Regions from separate parts of the Homo sapiens genome. Here regions 1, 3 and 4 are each linked to region 2. The links are chromatin contacts, found by Hi-C or POLR2A ChIA-PET in ENCODE. All regions are on one chromosome and are shown on one strand. Each heading gives the region's core, a stretch centred on a gene start or an enhancer-like site at or near the end of the contact. The rest is flanking DNA. Distances are from core to core; before and after follow the strand shown. Region 1 holds the start of GNAS (GNAS complex locus). Region 2 holds the start of ZNF217 (zinc finger protein 217). Region 3 overlaps GNAS (GNAS complex locus). Region 4 holds the start of CTSZ (cathepsin Z).

Evidence for each region. Hi-C counts contacts between places; a loop is a spot of excess contacts on that map. ChIA-PET counts read pairs that join two places held with the same protein, here RNA polymerase II (POLR2A). Pooled maps may share reads with other maps.
Region 1: a loop to region 2 is called in a map with no recorded cell type, with 28 times the contacts of the local background. The contact joins the promoter of GNAS here to the promoter of ZNF217 in region 2. A Hi-C loop is called at or near these places in 1 of 37 single-sample maps with no recorded cell type and 11 of 50 pooled maps. POLR2A ChIA-PET finds 5 or more read pairs at or near these places in 2 of 52 experiments (RWPE1 and activated CD4-positive, alpha-beta T cell).
Region 3: a loop to region 2 is called in a pooled map, with 14 times the contacts of the local background. The contact joins the enhancer-like site here to the promoter of ZNF217 in region 2. A Hi-C loop is called at or near these places in 11 of 50 pooled maps. POLR2A ChIA-PET finds 5 or more read pairs at or near these places in 2 of 52 experiments (RWPE1 and activated CD4-positive, alpha-beta T cell).
Region 4: a map with no recorded cell type shows a loop between it and region 2 (11-fold over the local background). The contact joins the promoter of CTSZ here to the promoter of ZNF217 in region 2. A Hi-C loop is called at or near these places in 2 of 37 single-sample maps with no recorded cell type and 2 of 50 pooled maps.

The regions. Positions count from the first base shown.
Region 1 is chr20:58,890,057-58,892,670 of GRCh38, reverse strand. GNAS (GNAS complex locus) reads right to left here and starts at 1,250. Exons shown (of 13, transcript NM_000516.7): 1 at 806-1,250. The coding sequence starts at 944. RefSeq lists silencers at 93-182, 1,053-1,272, 1,283-1,782, 1,843-1,992.
Region 2 is chr20:53,592,305-53,595,106 of GRCh38, reverse strand. ZNF217 (zinc finger protein 217) reads left to right here and starts at 1,268. Exons shown (of 6, transcript NM_006526.3): 1 at 1,268-1,351. RefSeq lists silencers at 248-1,087, 1,178-1,257, 1,748-1,897, 2,318-2,557.
Region 3 is chr20:58,906,589-58,909,288 of GRCh38, reverse strand. It overlaps GNAS (GNAS complex locus), which reads right to left. Exons shown (of 13, transcript NM_000516.7): 7 at 73-127. Among named protein-coding and RNA genes, the nearest start is that of GNAS, 17 kb to the right of the region's middle. RefSeq lists an enhancer at 1,167-1,646. Within about 2 kb of position 1,333, at least 36 of the 41 ENCODE cell types and tissues checked have a DNase peak (open chromatin) inside an H3K27ac peak, as active enhancers do.
Region 4 is chr20:59,005,846-59,008,545 of GRCh38, reverse strand. CTSZ (cathepsin Z) reads left to right here and starts at 1,292. Exons shown (of 6, transcript NM_001336.4): 1 at 1,292-1,560; 2 at 2,061-2,224. The coding sequence starts at 1,418. RefSeq lists enhancers at 39-118, 259-368, 389-548, 1,229-2,040 and a silencer at 1,009-1,608.

The sequences.
Region 1 (2,614 bases), core at 1-2,500, 5.3 Mb before region 2:
CCGGGACACGTCTGCTCCGCGCACACACAGTCAGTCGGTCCTGCCCGAAACGCACCAAGTCGCGCCCAGCGGCAACCGCCCTCCCTCCTCCCCTCGCCGCCCCCCTCCCGACTCCGGCGCCACGACTCCCTTGCGCCCCCTCCCCCCCACTGCACCACCTTTACCGCTCCGATCCTTTCCGAGGGGCTGATGTCACCAGCCCCCCCACTCTCCTCGGCCACTTCTCCCCGCCAAAGCCTCCCTTTGGCGAGGCCCCCTCCGCCACCACGGCGCCCCCCAGCGTCACCCCCTCCTCTCCTCGCCCCTTTCTTCCCCTCTTTCCCTCTCCCAACAAATCTCACACCCCACGGAGGCGGGTCCCCCTCCCTCTACCCGCCACCCGGTTTCCTGTCCCCGAAACCCTCTTTTTGTCGCAGTCTCCGGAGCCCCATGGGCTCCCCCTCCCCCTCCCCAACACGCACCCAAACCCCTGGCGTCGTGTAGGCCTCGCGGAAAAAGAGAGAAAGAGAGAAAGAGGGGGAGAGCGAGAGCGAGAGCAAGAGAGAGACACTGAGCGGGCAGGCCGGGGGAGGGGGACCCGCGCCCGCGTCGCCACGGCCCCCCGCCCCGTTTTTGAGCCCCCGCCCGGCCGAATCCGCGCCCCTGGGTCCCCCTTCCGGCCTCGCCCCCCACAGACAGAGCCCGCGAACGGGCGGGGGGCTCGGGAGCGCGCGCCCGGGGCGGGGGGCGGGCTCGGCGCGCGCGGCCTGCGGGGCGCCCTTCGAGGGCCCCCGGGCCGGGGCCGGCGCCCCCCGCCCGCCCTTACCCAGCAGCAGCAGGCGGTGCGTGGCCCGGTAGACCTGCTTGTCCTTCTGCAGCTGCTTCTCGATCTTTTTGTTGGCCTCACGCTGCGCCTTCTCCTCGTTGCGCTGGTCCTCGGTCTTACTGTTCCCGAGGCAGCCCATGGCGGCGGCGGCGGCGGCGGGGCGCGGCCGGGCTGCGGCGGCGGCGGGCGCGGGCGGCCTCACGCGGGCCGGGAGGGCCGGGGCAGCGCCGGGCGGGCGGGCCGGGCGCGGGCTCGGCTCCTCGGCAAGGAGCGCGCGGGGCGGACTGCGGGCCGCGGGCCGCGGGGCGCGCGGACGGGCGGGAAGGGGAGGGTGTCGGTCGGACCGAGGGGCGCGCGCAGCTCCCCGCCCCTCGAGCCGAGGCCGAGGGGGCTGATGGCCGCCGCCGGGCCGAGGCGGACCAGAGCAGGAGCTGCGGGAGCTGCTGCCGCCGCTGCCGCCGCCGCCGCTCTTATTGCCTCGGCCGGGCCCCCGCCGCCGCCCCGAGCCAAAAGCGCCGCGGCGGGCGGGGGGAGGCGGGGGGAGGAGGAGGCGGCGGCGGCGAGGGGGGTGGAAGGAGGAGGAGGAGGAGGAGGGCCGAGGAGCGGCCGCGGCGGCGGCGGCGGCTGGGAGGGCGGGAGCCGGCGGAGGGAGGCGGCCCCCCGGGAGCCCGGGGAGGGGGTCCCTCCGCCCGCGCCCGGCCGGGGACGGGACGGGCCGGGGAGACGCCCCCCACCCCCCGGGCTCGGGCAGCAGCCCGGCTGAGCCGAGGGGGGAGAGGGGGCGTCTCCGCGCCAGTGACGACCCCTCGCACGACGCCAACGCTCCACCCCCCGGACCGCGTCGCCCGGCGCCCCCGAGGCCTCCTCCCCCTCCCGCGGGCGCCGCCGAGGGGCTGGGGTGGGCGGAAGGGGAGGGAGCGCGCGCCCGGACTTAGGAAAATTTTCGAAAGAGCGAGAGACACAGAGAGCCAGAGAGCAGGAGTGTGGAAAAAGCGAGGCGAGCACGAACCAAAGGACAGAGCAACCGAAAAGGAAAATGTGTCCACACACACACACGAACACGAATAAAAACCCACACTACACAGCGATGGTGGTGTCTGGTGGCGGTGGCGGGGTGGGGGGTCTGACTAGATGAGCCGCTCCTCGCGCCCCCGGCGCCGGGCGCCATGGCCCGAGCCGAAGGCGCCTCTGGCCCCGGAGCGCCCGCGGCCTCTGCGCTTGGCGCGGCCGCCCAAGTAGGAGAAGAAGGCGCAGCCCAGGAACACTCGGAAGCAGCAGGTCGCCCCGAACACGAAGCCGCAGCCGCGGCCCTGCTCCGTGCGCTTCTGCAGCAGGAAGTTGAGCACCCACGAGGGGCTGCGCACCGAGAAGACCAGGAACACCACGAGGGGCAGGTGGGCGCTCAGCGCGCCAGCCTTGAGCGGCCCGGGCCGCCACACGATGCCCCCAACGCGCGGCGCCGCGTAGTAGGCGTCGTCCTCGTCGCTCGAGTCCGTGTCCCAGTCAGCCCAGGCCCTACTCGTGCCCCCGGCGGCGGCGCCCTCCTCGGCGCCCCCGACGGCGCCCTCCTCGGCGCCCTCGTCGTCGTCGGCGGCGGCCGCGGCGGCGGCGGCCTCGGGGCATCGGGCCTCCTCCTGGGCTTCTGGCACCTTCTTCTTCTTCTTCTTCAGCATCTTCTCCATCTTCTTCCTCTCCTTCTCCTTCTTCTTCTCCTCCTTTCGCCTCTGCTCCAGCAGCTTCTTCTCGAGCTTCTTGCGCTCCTTGTCTGTTAGGAACTTTTCGGGGAGCGCCTCCCGCGCCGGGTTCTTG
Region 2 (2,802 bases), core at 19-2,518:
TTAAATGAGTTGTGCGTAGGGAGGAGGGGAAAGGGTAGCGGTTTTTTTTTTTTTTTTTTTGTCCCTTTTTTTGTCCCCGGTTTCCTCCAAATGGATTTCTATCAAAACCAAGTAGATTCTTGGAACCTAGGCTAAGTTTAGAAATCTCAAGTTAGAATAGCGCAAGCCCAGCCCTTTCAGAAAAAAAAAAATCACAACAATTAAATAGCTTTCTGAAGATACTCATTTAAAAACTGTTTATCTTCTCGACCTTCCTCAAGCTTGAAGAAAATCTTTGGTGTTTTTCGCGCACAGCTGCCTTCTAACCCGCGAGCAACGGCGTTAAGGTTTTTGTTTGTAATTCGGGGTGACCCAGGGGTTCGGGCCGCGGGCCCCTCCCCTCGCCCGCGCACACCTTGCAGAGGAGGGGGCGGCGGGGACAGGGCCGGATCTGCGCCTGCGCACACCCTCGCGGCCCCCTCCCTCCGGCCTCCCCGGGTACCTGTCACGGCTACCGCCGCGGCGCGCGCCCGCCACGTTAAGCCGGATGGCGGGAGGAGGGGTGCGGGGCGGGGGGCGCGGGGAGGGTGGCACGGCGCGCGCGTGCGCGGGAGTCGCCGAGCGAGAACTGGGAGTGCGCGCGCTCGCCGCTCGCTCCCGTCCCGGAGGCGGAGTCGGCGGCGGGGGGCGGAGCAGGGGCGCGCCTATGCTAGTCACGTGGGCGCTGGGGCGGGGCCGGGGCGGTGTGGGGCGTGGCCGGGCGGCCGGTGAAGGCAGGGGGCGGGGCGGCCGGTGAAGGCAGGGGGCGGGGCGTCTCCGAGCGGCGGGGCCGAGGGAGGGCGCAACAGCTGCTCCCTGAACACTTTCTGACCCAACAGTCCCCCAGCGCCGGACGCGCCGCGCCCCGGCGGCTCTAGGGACCCCCCGCGCCTGCACTGTCCCCGCGCGGACGAGTAGGGGGCGCCCGCGCCTTTGCCCCCGTGCGCACCCCCGCCCCGCTCACCTTAGCCCCGCGCCCGAGGTGAGCCCGGCCCCTATATTCTCCGGGCGGGGGTGGGGGTGGGGGACGCTCCTTTTTTGTTGGGGGGGGGTCTTGGAGGCGCGAAGGCACTAGGCTCCTCGGCGGATGGCTGCACCCCTCGCCCGCGGCTCCCCGTGTCTTTTGGGGGGCCGGGTGCGGGCGCGGAATCCGGGAGGTGTCCGCACAAAAGGCTGAGAGAAACTCCGCGACGCCTCCCTCCCTCCCTCCGCCCTCCCCGCCCCCTCCCCTCCGCGCCCGCTCCTCCTCATTCAAACCCGGCCGGCCCGAGTGGTGTCAGCTCAGTCCCGGCCGCCGCCGCGCGAGGAAATGGCCGAGGAGCCGGAGCCGCAGGTAAAGGGGGCGCGCCCCCCGCCCGCGCCAGCCGGGGCGCCCGCCCGGTCCTGCGGAGGCTCCCGCGCCGCCCCCGAGGCGCCCGGCTCTCGTTGTCTTGTCCCCCCCCAGGATGACCTCAGTTCCCCGTCTCAGCTTTCTATCCGCTCCTCTAGGGCGCCCCCTCCCCAGCCGGCTCCTGCGCTTCCGCCCGCGGGAAGGTGCGGGCGATCCCGGGCTGCATCCGCTCTTGGCCGTCACACTCACGCCGCACGATTCAGAGGGGCTTGGGGTGCGGGGTTCCCTGAATCTCCGCCGGGAGCGGGGGTCTGCGGGGGTGGGCGGTGGGGGGCTGTTCCGAAAAGTTGGGTCGCCCCGCGGGGCGGGTCTCCCAATTTGCCCAGTTGGCCCTTGGGGCGCGGGCGGAGGGGGAACGTCGGCGTAGGGTCCCCCCGCGATGCCCGGGGAAGGGCCGGGGCAAGTTGGAAGCGGCCAAAACAATGCGTCCGGACGGGCATCCCCCCGTAAACAATGGCCGGGACGGTCCACTCGGGCCGGGCGGAGGGCGCCTCTAAGGGACCGCGGGAGGGGCTGGGCCTCGCCGCGGACCCCGACGCGCGCCCCGTGACTCCCTCGGGTGCCCAAAAATCTGTCCCCGGGAGTCTTGGGGCGCCTGCTCATCCCTGAACAGGGATGCACGGGGCTGCGTTTCCTGGATGTGTGCGATAAGGTGGCTTTTTTTTTCCCTCCTCTAATTTTAAAGATTTTTTTAAGTCTTAATGTTCTATAAACACTTAAAGAATATCTTTACAACTCAATTCTAGTGGAACACCCAAAGCCAGCTGGAAGCAGAACTGGGAACTCTAAAGGGCAGGAAGGATTGAAATGCTAGCCCAAAAGTGCTGCTGCTTTTTTTTTTCTTTTCTTTTTTTTTTTTTTTAAGGGAAGTTTCTGCCAGGAGGTGCCGAGTGGTGAAACCGCTCAGTTTCAGGCACAGCCCTCTTGTCTCTCGATTTGGCCCCGACTGCGAGCCGGACGGGATGGTGGAGAGGCGGAGGGCGCTGCTGGGGGCCCGGGAGGCTGGATTTGGGGCTGCCTGGGCGGTCCCGCCCGAGGGGCAAGACCCGGCACGCGGGGCGCGCGCCGGAACCTGGGTCCCGGGAGTTTGAGAAGATGTTCAGGGCCCGGGTTGGAACCCACATTTTGGGATTCTGGGTAGGGCCACCGAAGACGGGAAGGCGCTTTCTTGGGCGGGTGGGGGTGGGGTGAGCAGGCAGGGAGTTTTCCGCCAGGTTTAGTTACAGGAGCTAGAAAAGGCCACTTCTGGGACCCTGGCATCTGGGCCGCCCTGAGAGCCCCAGAAACTTTTTTTTCTTTTTCTTTCCCCCCACCCCCCAGAAAAGGGTAGTCATTTCAGGTTTAAGGCTTTGGTGTATTGTTCTACCTCGAAATTCCTTGAGCCTCAGTTTATC
Region 3 (2,700 bases), core at 84-2,583, 5.3 Mb before region 2:
ATCTAAAGCAAAGGTCTGGAGTAGTTTGGAAAGAGGGCTCAGAGTCCTCTGGTGGGGAGGGGTTTTGCACACCTGATCGCTCGGCACATAGTCAGCCTGCTTGATCACGTCGATCTTGTCCAGGAAGCTGGGAGAAAAAGAAAGACACGTGGGGTGTTCACAGCGCTCACATCAATTTGCCAACTATTTGTGTCTCTCTACAAGGTCAGGCTCAACGGAAGTGACCGTCCCACAGTTATGCAGCACTAAGTCAATGGCACATTTGCTTGTGTGTTGGTTACATTTGTAACTCAAAGCTGATGCCTTAAGAAGGTTAGGGCAAACAGGATTTAAGATAAATAATTTTAGGAATCAGGGAACTCTAGATGCGTCTAGCAGCTAGCCTGTGGCCTCGACGCAGTGGGGCCACACAAACAGCACAGCACGGTGGTGGGGCTTTGTTCTTCGTGTTTATTTTTATTTTTTCTATTTTTCTTTTTTATTCTTTACTTAGCTTCTTTATTCCTGTTGCTCTCTGGCAATATTCTTGATTTTTAGAAGGTTTTATGCATATCAACCAGTAGAGAAAGGACCCCAAAACCAGGCTGGCCTATCACATTCTGTGCCATTTGGTAATGCCTGACAAAAACATTTTAATTTTCAAATTGCTTGATTAAAATGGCAAACAGTTTGAAAATTGTATACCTCTATATCATTCAGTTAAAAAACAATAAAGTGACATTCTTAAAAACATCAAGGACTTTCCCCTCAAGGGCACACGAGATTGTTTTAGTTACTGAGAATCTGTATCCCTTCCTTTTTACTTTTTAAGAATCTCATTGATTAAAGAGAACAAAAGAGGTTGGCACAAAGGGGCCCTTCTCGCCCTAGCCATCCTGAACAGGAAACAAACACAAAGTTCTCTTCCGTTCTGTTTGGTCCATGAAATAGAACACTCCAGATATTACGCTTTTCATTAAAAAAAGCATCTTGTTTGTGTTGCTTGACTAGACACACAGGAAAATTTACTTTTGAAAGATTGGGGTAATTAATATGGAAAATTAATGTTAAAACCAGTTATTTTTTGGAGGGAGGGGCATGTAGAGATTGGAATTGTTTTAAAGCGGGCTAACGAGAAAAGAAAATCATAAAGAGAGAAAAGTTTATTTAAAGAAACTGCCTAAGTTTTCTGTTCCCCTCTTCCTTTTTACTAGTTCAGAGTTAGTCTGGCTTAGAGGATATACTAACTTGCCCAATCAATCTTACATTACAGCACCAGTCCAGAAATAGCTCCCCAGCCGCCCTGGCCTCCAGCATGTTACCATGGCAACAGAACCACAGTTCTATAAATAGATCATCAGCACCAAATCTTGTGAGAGAGACATCTGGAGTGGAGCCAGCCAAACCCCAGCTCAACAAATAAAAATAGACAGCTTAAGAAATGGGCACACTACCAGTATCTGAACTTTAACATAAAGGCAGTTCAACCAGAAACGTGCCGGCCACGGCAGATGCAGGGCTGTTTGAGCCACGGGTGAGGGAGGACATTTTAAAAGTTTTAAGCTGCGTTGTTCTCTTTTTCTCTGAGTTTCCTTAAAACTTTTCATGATCTATACAAATGGTGCGTTTTCAGACAAAGTTTCAGGAGTAATTAAGTGTTGCTTAAAAAAACCCCAAAAACTTCTAAATGATTTGAGAGAGAAAACGAAACCCGACAAAATTCAACAATCTGGCTAAGCTACTGTTAATTAACGAAACTGGGTCTCCCTGCCCCCCCAGCATTCAAAACTGGGGTGGTTAAACTCTCTTAATCTTGTACCTGTACTTAACTTCTGACTTGGATCCAAAATACAAAATGCAAACAATTCCAGGATTTCCATTTGTTTTGCGTTACTATAATTAGCGCTTCCAGCTTTTGGTTCGAACTTTTGAGAAAATCAGGGACTTTGTTGAAGAAGGAGTGGGGGCTGGGGGCCATAGGGACCAGCCAAGATGGACTGTTTTTTTCTGTTCCTTGAAAAAATATACACATTTGCTTGTATATTAAACCGTGGAATATCTATGTATGTGGCAATTGAAAATAAAGGAATTTCCTATGGGAAGGCAGGGCTGGGGTTGATAGATTGCGCAGACCCTAACAGAGGCTTATATGATTTATAGATGAACAGTATTACCTCTTCCTCCCTCCTGTTTATTCAGGTGGTTTTCACAATCAGTTCCTTGGGCTTGAGGCTACTAAGTAAAGCAATCTTAGCCCTTGGTGAGTCAGCCTGGCACCTTGGTTCTGATTAGCTAATACTTCCTATAGCAAAATCAGTTCCGAGTTTCAGCTACTTGTAATAAGGATGGCTAAAACATCAAACCTCTACTAGACTCCCCTGCCCCAAGTCACAGGACACTCCTACTTCAGAATATCATTAACTGAGACTGCTTTGTGCATTTCTGCAGCATCAACAAACAGAAGATATCTTTACATTTTTGGCTGGGCACGGTGGCTCATGCCTGTAATCCCAGCACTTTGGGAGGCCGAGGCAGGTGGATCACAAGGTCAGGAGTTCGAGACCAGCCTGGCCAATATGGTGAAACCCCATCTCTACTAAAAATACAAAAATTAGCTGGTTGTGGCGGCAGGCACCTGTAGTCCCAGCTACTCGGGAGGCTGAGGCAGGAGAATCACTTGAACCCAGGAGGCAGAGGTTGCAGTGAGCCAAGGTCGCACCA
Region 4 (2,700 bases), core at 43-2,542, 5.4 Mb before region 2:
GAAGAAAGGCCCCCTCTTGGCAATTCTCTTTCCACTCCTTTTATGCCCAGAGGTTGGGAGGCCTCGCTCCCACCCCCACCGCCAGCTCAAGCTTGGGGACTTCTCCCAGGATGGCCACCCCACCCCGCCTTCTGATGACTGATGGACACTAATGGTTTCCATGAGCGACTTGCCAAACAAATAAGAGACACATCAGTAGGTAGAGCCCCGGGGCCACACTTTGCCTCAGTGACCACTTTTTGGGGAACAAGGACTGAAACTTCTGGGCTGACGAAGCAGCTCTCCAGCCTTGCTCTCCACTCGGACAGTCATGCGGGGATTCCATGGCCACCTCAGCGCTTCCGGGAATGGTCATGGAAGCTTCTGGAAGTCAGGAGGCAGCCACTGTGACTTCCCCTTGCCCACGTGGCACGCTTGGAATGTGGTGAGTGCCACTGAGTATGGAGAGAGTCAGGCAAGCTCATCTGTGGGCCCTGTGCCAAGGGCCCCCAGCAGGGGCCTGTCAGGTCGCAGCCCAGAATGCCGGGCCCTGTTCTTACCAGAGAAGAAGGCCATGGTGTGGGCCCAAGGGCCATGACAAACAGAGGGGCCGCAGGGAGCGAGAAGCCCTCCCCCAGTTACAAAACCACGTCCTGGGGGGCCACTTCTGCTTTTGGTTCCTCATTTGACTAAGAAGAGTTTCGTTAGCAGAAAACCTTTTCAAGGCGTCTTTGGAAGTCACATTGGATAACTCCTGATGCCTGCGCCAAGTGGAATCTTCCTTTGGGGCATTTTCTAGAAGGATCCCTCCTTCCTTCTCTGCAAAAGGGAACCGTCCCCCCGAAAGGGCCTGGGCCTTTGGGAAAAGGGGTTTAGAAAGCCAGGCGCGGGGACCCTTCTTTGGGGGCGGTGGCCGCATCCCAGGATCCCTTCCTAGGGGAGGCCTGGGCCCAGATGTGAGGCTGGGGGCCTCTCCCCAGGGCTCAGGGCCCCAGGAATGCAGGGCCAAGGGGGCCCATGAGCCTGCGGCCCCCCACCCCGAAGCCAGGAACCCCGGCAAATGAGTCCAGCCGGACAGTCCCGCGCTCAGGGCGGCGGCCGGCGGCGGGGTCAGGCTGGGGTCTGCCCGGCGACCTCGCGCCTGGCCCGCGAGTTCAGGTGCCCCGGAGCCAGGGAGGGAGCGGGGCGCGGAGCCGGGCGGGGAGGGCAGGGGTCACCGGGCGGGGCAGGAGCAGCGATGGGACAGCCCCGCCCCGGGGGAGTGTCCCGGCCTGGCCGCCGCAGCCTTAAGGGCCGGGCGGGGCAGGGGCCCAAAGTGCGGGGTCGGCCGGGTGCTGGGCCGAGGCCGAGGCCGGGGCGGGATCCAGAGCGGGAGCCGGCGCGGGATCTGGGACTCGGAGCGGGATCCGGAGCGGGACCCAGGAGCCGGCGCGGGGCCATGGCGAGGCGCGGGCCAGGGTGGCGGCCGCTTCTGCTGCTCGTGCTGCTGGCGGGCGCGGCGCAGGGCGGCCTCTACTTCCGCCGGGGACAGACCTGCTACCGGCCTCTGCGGGGGGACGGGCTGGCTCCGCTGGGGCGCAGGTGGGCACCGGCGGGGAGGCAGCCCTGGGGGGACGGGAGGCCCATCGCCCGGGCCAGGCGCGCGCTCTGCCTCCTGGGGGCCCTGCGTCGCCAACAGGCCTTGGAAGGTCAGATCCAGCCGCTTCGTTTTGGGGGTCGCTCCTTCTCTTCCACATCCAGGGTGAGCCCTGATGTTTGTGGGGTTGGACAAGCCCCACCTGGCCAGAAAGCCAGGCCAGCCCCACCTCCTCGGCCTCTGGGGGTGGCCCTTACGGCGCGGCATGGCTGGGGGAGCAACCCGGTTCCCTCCTTTCGGGGGTGCCCTGCCTCCTTCACATTCTGAGAGCGCTGGAGCCTCCTAGTGTGAGGTGGGCCCACACCTGGCTCACCTCTGGTGATTGTGGCCCCACTCCCATGCCCTCAGGTGTTGGGAAAGGCGGGAGGGCCCTACCGAGGGCTTCCTGGGCCCACGGCCCCCGGGAGCCCCAGCACCGATCTGGGTGGGGATGATCTCTTCTCAGCACATACCCCCGGCCTCATGAGTACCTGTCCCCAGCGGATCTGCCCAAGAGCTGGGACTGGCGCAATGTGGATGGTGTCAACTATGCCAGCATCACCCGGAACCAGCACATCCCCCAATACTGCGGCTCCTGCTGGGCCCACGCCAGCACCAGCGCTATGGCGGGTGAGTGGCCGCCCTTTGACTGTGGGCCAGGAAAGCCCATCCCGGCTGCCTGTTTATAGGCCCAGGCAGCTCAGCCCGCGGTTCCAGGGGCCTGTGATTCAAGGCCAGGTCAGCCTGGGCTGGGGTGCTAAGGCCGAGGAGCGCGGGCCTTTGCCCTCTGCTGAGGTGACCCAAGCTGGGTCATTCTGGGGCTTTTGGGTGACAGGCAGGACTAGGACTGAATCCCAGTGACAAGTGGCTGCCAGGTGCCCTCTCTCCCCCAAAGCTTGTGACCTCAGCCATTGGGATAGAAACAGAAATGCAAAATCACTGAGTCCCCAGGCTGTATTTGAGGATACAGAAGTAAACTGCTTCTCAGCACAGATGAAAGCCTGTCCTGGGCTTGGAATATTGGGTGAGGCTAGTTGGCTACAGCCCATGGCCTAACCTGGTCACTACCTCCAGCCTGGTGGGTTTCTATCTTAGGCTTTTGGCAG